Linked DNA regions of Homo sapiens: region 2 is linked to region 1. Evidence: chromatin loops called from intact Hi-C (ENCODE). Cell type or tissue: ascending aorta. All regions are shown on one strand.

Region 1 (4,000 bases):
ATGGCTTTATAAGGTGGAGTTTCCCTGCACAAGCTCTCTCTGCCTGCCGCCATCCACGTAAGATGTAACTTGCTCCTTCTTGCCTTCCGCCATGCTTGTAAGGCCTCCTAAGCCACGGGGAACTGGGAGTCCAATTAAACCTCTTTCTTGTGTAAACTGCCCAGCCTTGGGTATGTCTTTATCGGCAGCATGAAAACAGACTAATAAACCAACACTCCAAAACGTGTGGCTCCGCTTGTGAAGAGCCTCATGATAGTTTTATAAAGTGCACAAAGAAGACCTGGTCAAAACAAACGGAAGACTCTTCATTACACAGAGCCACATCAGGAACAAATTACAAGGTATGCCCATTTTTTCTTTTGTTTAAAAATTAATATTAAAAGAAACTAGAAAATTCAACATCTGTGATACTACTTAGGCATTCTTTCATTATCACTGAAGGGTGGTGCTATTGCCTGGATATTTGTGTTACCCCAAAATTTGTATACTGAATGCCTAACCCCCACAAGGCAATGGGATTAGGAAAATAGGACTTTTGTGGGTGATTAGGTCATAAGGGGTTAACCCTCATGAAAGGGATTAATGACCTAATAAGAGATCCAGGGGAGCTCCCTTGCCCCTTCCACTGTGTGAGGACATTCTACAACCTGGAAGAAGGCCCCACCATTACCCAACCATGCTGGCACCCTAATCTTAGACTTCCAGCTTCCAGACTGAGAAATTTGTTTTTTATAAACCACCCAGTCTGCTGCAATTGGTTATAGCAGCCCAAACTAAGACAGGAAGGATATATAACCATTTTTGGTTGAAATTTCTGAAACATTTAACTTCCATTAAAGGATCTAATTAGAATATCTCACCTTTAAAATAAATAATCGTTGAACGAGATATTTTTTGAAGCTGTTTTGATTTTGCCTTTCCTTGACTAATCTTGTTAACACTTCTTAACTGTAAAATGTTGTTATTGTCTCATAGCCTCTGAATATTCTATTGTTAATAAAGTAAGAACTTTTTTTTTTCCATTTTAAACTAGAGTCAAGGGGTTGGCTTGCAAGCTAAGAACATTTTTAAGGAGTTTTTTTTGTTTGTTTTTTCAAAAAAGAATATGTGACCTACAAAGCCTAAATATTTATTATCTGACCTTTCACTGAAAAAAAAAAAAATACCAACCCCAGAACTAGACTAACAACAGCAGGCTCAATGCAAAGAAATATACCTTGGTCTACTTATTTTGAAATAGTGCTTTTATGACTAGCCAGGCAAGCCAAATTGATTGCTCCACCTACATTTGATGACAGATCTGTCCAGAAGAACACTGGAAAGCAGGCCTCAGTTTAGTCTTCTTTGGGTTTTAATTTCACCATTTTTAGGATTCACTGAGGCACTAAATTTAGATCTTAAATCCCACCTCAAAATCAGACAAGGTTCGTAGGCTATGGGCCATGAGTTGTTCATCATTTGCCCAATGTTCAGCAATAATCAAGTTTGGAAAACATCACGAAGTATCAACAATGCTAGGAGGTATACAGTGAATGCTAAATGAGGGATTATATGAATCTTAAGGAAAGTGGATAGTATGAAAGAGTCTGAGTGGATTTAGATAGGTGGGCAGCACTGTCTAAACACAGGGCAGGGGCAAGGCCCAGATAAGAGGCATTTTGTGGCAGGAGGAGAGTCTGGCTGAAGCATAGATACAGGAATTTCATAACAGGCGGTGATATAAACAATCTGGGGTTACAGCCTCAATAGAAGGGTCTCAGGAAAAGTATTTTAACACTCCTCACTGTATTGAAAGAAAATACAGACTCATACCATGGCTGTTCTCCTGAATAATCAAATAAATTTGGAATCTCTGGCATTCAGCCAAGTTCACGGGGAGTCACTAAGCATATAAACTGGCTATGTGCAAAGCAGCCCTGCCCTGAGCTCCCGCAGGCCTGGGAGGTTTTCACTGATGCTGACACTCTCTTGGCACAGTTAAGTGTGCAGGGCTGCACTGGCTGCCAGAGAAGAACAATGGTCAGGGTGTTTTAAGAGCCATTTTTAACTAGAAGTTAATTTCTGGGTGTCAGGAATTGACAGAGAAGTTTTGGCTATCAAAGACTGTCCTAGGAGAGGATTTAAATGACTACGTCTCTACCCAAATCTGAGACTGACTCATGAAGCCAAGGTGCCCAGAGAAACAAGATGAGTCATTGCTCAAGGAATTCGGGGGTGGGGCTTAGAGGTTAAATGTTGTACATAGGCCAGGCGCGGTGGCTCACGCCTGTAATCCCAACACACTGGGAGCCCGAGGCAGGCGGATCACGAGGTCAGGAGATTGGGACCATCCTGGCTAACACGGTAAAACCCTGTCTCTACTAAAGATACAAAAAATTAGCCGGGCGTGGTGGCGGGCGCCTGTAGTCCCAGCTACTCTGGAGGCTGAGGCAGGAGAATGGCGTGAACCCGGGAGGTGGAGCTTGCAGTGAGCCGAGATCGCGCCACTGCACTCCAGCCTGGGTGAGAGAGCAAGACTCCGTCTAAAAAAAAAAAAAAAAGTTGTACATAAATGTAAAAAGCAAGGATCTGTGTATTCAGGGCTGAAATAAAAGCTGGGGCCTACATCCACATCAAGCAAATATTTCCACTACCTAGAGTCAGTAAAATGCAGTGCATGGTTGCTCTGGCCTGCTTTCTTCTCCAGAAAGGTCTTGGTCTACAACAAATCTATTTATCTAGGCTTCTTTTTTTGCCATTATAACTTTACATCTGTTAAATCAAACTAAAATCTGTCCTGAAAACCCCCTGCTCACATACTTGAGTTCTTCTGTACAAAGAACAACCTAATTTGGTAAGTAAGCAAACTGGGAGCCTGACTCAGGAATGTGCTTCTGTAACAGCAGCTGAGTCTCAGCCAGTCCCTGCAGCCATATTTCAACCACTCACAGCCATTCAAACCACGCTCAAATAAAGCTCCAAGGCCGAGCTGTAACCAATCCGGCAGTTTCTGCACCTCGCTTCCATTTTCTGTACTCACTTTCCTTTTTCTGTCCATAAATTCTCCCTGACCACTTAGAAGCAGTGGAGTCATTCTGAATCTGCAGTGACTCTGAGGGCTGCCCAATTTGAAAGTCGTTTCTTCCTTGCCCAGTGACACCCTTAAATTTATCTAAAGTTGTTCTTTTAACACAGTTGGTTCAAACTGACCCAATTACCACACTATGGTTGACATCATTTTCCCGAGTTGATATCCTTCATATGTGGCTGCATGTCCACTGAGCAGGCCTGCCACTGAGGCCCTCTATTATATCAATGTCATCCTCTCTATAGTAATTTTAATCTTTCACAAAACAGCCCTCAGTACAAGTTACTATTTGACCAATTACACAGACGTTAATGGGTGTTTTGAGAAGGGTCAAGGAAGAAGAGCAGAAAATGATGAAGTATGGAATATGTTATAGCTGAGAATTTTCTTTAAAATTACAAACAGTGGGTCAAAGTTATGTGTCAGTCACTTCCAGAATGCCATTTTACTTCCAGAGATCTGCATGAGCTGACCTTCAAAATAAATGGACTAGGGTTCAGACCAAGTAATCAATCAATCAATACAGCATGGGATCCTGATTATCAAGAAACCCCACAGAGCTCACAGAACTCAGCAGCCCCCTCCCAAGGTGCCTATTCCCTCACTTGTAAAACAGTGGCAGTCATCCCTCATCTTTTCATGGAAATTTAGTCAAAAATAAAAGTAGTGTAAAATGCAAATCATCATCAAGATCAATCAAAACTCAGATTTCTAGATTTCTCATAAAGAGGGACTTGGACACTAACACAGACAGGTGAGCGAAAAACAAACCACAATAGCTAGTGAGACAAAAGCTAGACCTAGTGAGGTCTAGCCCAGGGCATACAAAGCACGCCCACACATTCAAACGCCCTTCAGTCCAGTCACAGGCCCATGCTCTGGGAAGAGCTCTCAGGATAGTAACGGCTCTAGCTATTGCTCAGCCTTCCGGGT
Region 2 (4,000 bases), 230 kb after region 1:
AGCTAATTTTTGTATTTTTAGTAGACACAGGGTTTCACCATGTTGGCCGGGCTGGTCTTGAACTCCTGAGTTCAGATGTTCCACCAGCCTCGTCCTCCCAAAGTGCTGCGATTACAGGCGTGGGCCACCGTGCCTGGCCTGTGCCTATAATTCAAGCCTCTTAGCAAGCTGAGGTGGGAGAATCGCTTGAGGCCAGGAGGTAGAAACTAGTCTGGGCAACATACTGATACTCTGTCTCTACAAAAAAAAAAAAAAAAAAAAAAAAAAGGAGATCTAATAAAAATATGACAAAATGAGACACAAAAACTCATTAGTCAGTATACTGGTATTTATATTAGCTTTTGCATTTTTTGTAGTTTGAAATATTTCATAGTTTTTTAAACAATAAAGATGCTTGGGGCCAGGTGCGGTGGCTCATGCCTGTAATCCCAGCACTTTGGGAGGCCGAGGTGGGAGGATCACTTGAGGTCAGGAGATCGAGAACAGCCTGGCCAACATGGTAAAACCCCATCTCTAAAAATACAAAAATTAGCTGAGTGTTACCGCGGGTGCCTGTAATCCCAGCTACTCGGAAGGCCGAAGCAGGAGAATCACTTGAACCTGGGAGGTGGATGTTGCAGTGATCCGAGATCGCGCCACAGCACTCCAGCCTGGGTGACAGAGCAAGACTCTGTCTCCAAAAAACCTCTCAAAAAATAAAAATGCTTGGCAATAAAAATTATAAAGCTAATTTTATTCTTTAATGTTTAAAATGAAATAGAATTTATCTCCCTCATTCAAAGGCTCTTAGGGAAATTAGCTGTTGTGATTATGTTAGGACTTACTTTGAAATTTGGTTTTCACGTAAATCCAGATTTTAAATATATGCTTTATTTAAAGCTGCTAAACATATATTAAACTTTAGGTTTAGTGAAAACTTTAGTAAAACCTTTATACAGAAAAAGGTTTGGTATCTTTTACAATAAACTTCCAGCTCGGTACAGTGGCGTGAGTCTGTAACCAGGAGGCTGAGGTGGGAGGATCACTTGAGCCCAGGAGTTTGAGACCAGCCAGGGCAACATAGCAAGGCCCTGTCTCAAAAAAAGAAAAAAAAATTCATTAATTAAAAAAATGAACTTCCTCTATCTAACCTAAAAAAAATTATAAGAAGTATTTGGACTGATTTCTAAGACTCTCCTCAGAATTTAAGTAGCTGATTTGGGTAAATTATAATTCTGTGATATGTAAATATTAATAATATATTTATCACATAAATTCCATTATTCTTTGACTTCCTAATCTTATATCCTAACATGTTGAAAATAAGTGGCTGAAATTTGTTTTCCCTAGAGTCTACATACCAAATTCTTTAGTGAAACAAACTTAAAAGATCTGTTGGATTATAGACATATTTTATTTTAACTAAAGATTTTGGAGGAATATTATTCCTTCAAAGATTAATGTTTGGAAATAAGCATACACTATATTTGAGAGCACAACCACAGAAAGCCAACTGAATAAAATATATTTTCCAAAATTATATATGTTACTTCTTATTTTATTTATCCCAAGTCCTAGAATTTAAGGCTAGAACTAACATTACAGTGGTAATAGTATTTGAAAGTACTGTGTTAAAAGCATATGATATAGATACTTACTAAAAATAAACTTTCCAGTATTAAAAAGAAAATTTGACATAAGCACCCAATAAACTATCATTGCTCCAATGAGAGACACCAAGGAGAAAAGGAGACTCGACCACTGCCCAAAGGAGCCGAAATAATGTCTGCAGACATCTGGATATTCCCAGCTAGTGGTATCCAACGAAACTAGATAAAATAAGAGAAAGAATAAAACTAAATGTTGAACATATATTCCATATTCATAATTTGTGTTCCCCAAATAAACTCAAAATATTTGGCGAAAGATTATGGGTATTCTATCGCTAGACATTAGAATATATTATAAGATAATAAAATTAAAACATTATAGAAAAATAAAAGAAATGTAGATAAAATAGTACAGATAACCTGAGAAACAGATTATAGTATCATAACATTTTATAATTCATAAAAGCAAGTGATAAACTAAGGTTAGACAAATGCATCAGTAAGGGCCAGAAAATATTACTTAATATTTGGCATATTCAGATAACAACATTGCGGAAAGTTTCTTGAGTCACACTTTCTACCACATGCCAATATAAATTTCAGAAAATTGAGTCAAACAGGCCGGGCACGACAGCTCATGTCTGTAATCCCAGCACGTTGGGAGGCCGAGGCACGCAGATCACTTGAGGTCAGGAGTTTGAGATCAGCCTGGCCAACATGGTGAAACCCCATATCTATCAAAAAATACAAAAAAATTAGCTGGGCATAGTGGCGCGCCTGTAGTCCCAGCTACTCTGGAGGCTGAGGCATGAGAATTGTTTGAACCTGGGAGGCAGAGGTTGCAATGAGCTGAGATCATGCCACTGCACTCCAGCCTAGATGACAAAGTGAGACTCCATCTCAAAAAAAAAAAAAGAAAAAAAACAAAAGAAAGAAATCAAATAATAAAAAAGTTAGAAAACATAATGTAGAAATAGAACATGAAAGTTTATCTTCTAGCAACCGAAGAAACAAATTACAATGAAAAAGACAAACAGGGCTGGGCATGGTGGCTCAGGTCTGTAATCCTAGCACTTTGGGAGGCTGAGGTGGGCAGAATGCTTAAGCCTAAGAGTTGGAGACCAGCCTGAGCAACATGGCAAAACCCCATATTTAAAAAAATACAAAAATTAGCCAGGCGTGACAGCGTGCACCTGTAGTACCAGCTACTCAGGAGGCTGAGGTGGGAGGATCCCTTGAGACCAGGAGGTTGAGGCTGCAGTGAACCATGATCCCACCACTGCACCAAAAAGAAAGTAATTTAAAAGAATACAGAAAGTATATATAAAATATTTTTAGAAGAGTATTCTTTAGAATAGCAAAAACTAGCAATGACTTTAACATAAGACCTAGGGCAATGATTATGCAAATACAATAGAGCTGCCGTGTGCAACTGTATACAATCATTAAGAGACACAAATGGTGATCGTAGAAACATAACATGTACTAAAAAATAGGTGATAAAGTAGAAGACAACTAAAATACAATATGATTAACTTTAAAAAGCATGTATTTAGAGATTCCTATCATTTAGGATAGAAATTTACATAAGAAAACAAAAAACTAAAACCATTTGCTTTTCCATGATAGGATTATTATATTAGTAATATAAACTTTTTGTTTTACATTTCAATGTTCAAGAAAGAATATAGATAAGTATAACCTATGAAAGAGTATTTTAATTGTCATCAAAGGATAATTTTACAGTCTTTTTTCCTCTATGATCCCATGCTTTGAACTACTTTGAAATAATTATGTTTGATGAATACAGAAAAACTGAAGTTCTGCCACCTTTGAAGCAAAATATGGCAGCTAGTACATGGCAGAAAGCAGTCATAAGCCTGAAAAGTTGGGGACATTAGAATATGAGAATTCACATCTAGATAAAGAACATGAGGACAATATCACTATCAAGAATAACTGTTTCGGCTGGGCACGGTGGCTCATGCCTGTAATCCCAGCACTTCGGGAGGCTGAGGCAGGTGGATCAACTTGAGGTCAGAAGTTCGAGACCAGCCTGGCCAACATGGCGAAACACCATCTCTACAAAAAATACAAAAATTGCCAGGCACAGTGGCTCACGCCTGTAATCCCAGCACTTTGGGAGGCCGAGGCGGATGGATCACGAAGTCAGGAGATCGAGACCACAGTGAAATCCCGTCTCTACTAAAAATACAAAAAATTAGCCGGGCGTGGTGGTGGGTGCCTGTAGTTCCAGCTACTCGGGAGGCTGAGGCAGGAGAATGGCGTGAACCTGGGAGGCCAAGTTTGCAGTAAGCTGAGATCGCGCCACTGCACTCCAGCCTGGGTGACAGAGTGAGACTCCGTCTCAAAAAAAATAAAAATACAAAAAATACAAAAATTAACCAGGC

The links. Peaks named below come from ENCODE experiments on the same cell type or tissue, not always from the same donor. Only the 100,000 strongest peaks of a DNase experiment are listed, where the experiment ranks them.
Region 2: a loop joins it to region 1, with 1.9 times the contacts of the local background. A loop is called at or near these places in 1 of 110 quality-filtered maps.

Annotation. Positions count from the first base shown.
Region 1 is chr5:55,436,376-55,440,375 of GRCh38, forward strand. All of the region lies in intron 4 of PLPP1 (phospholipid phosphatase 1), which reads right to left. Among named protein-coding and RNA genes, the nearest start is that of MIR5687, 71 kb to the right of the region's middle. RefSeq lists an enhancer at 1,762-2,589. In ascending aorta, no CTCF peak of the experiment used is centred here; DNase peaks (open chromatin) are centred at 649, 2,236 and 2,906; H3K27ac peaks cover 4,000 bases.
Region 2 is chr5:55,663,056-55,667,055 of GRCh38, forward strand. It overlaps SLC38A9 (solute carrier family 38 member 9), which reads right to left. Exons shown (of 16, transcript NM_173514.4): 8 at 1,638-1,808. Among named protein-coding and RNA genes, the nearest start is that of SLC38A9, 47 kb to the right of the region's middle. In ascending aorta, no CTCF peak of the experiment used is centred here; a DNase peak (open chromatin) is centred at 2,226; H3K27ac peaks cover 1,244 bases.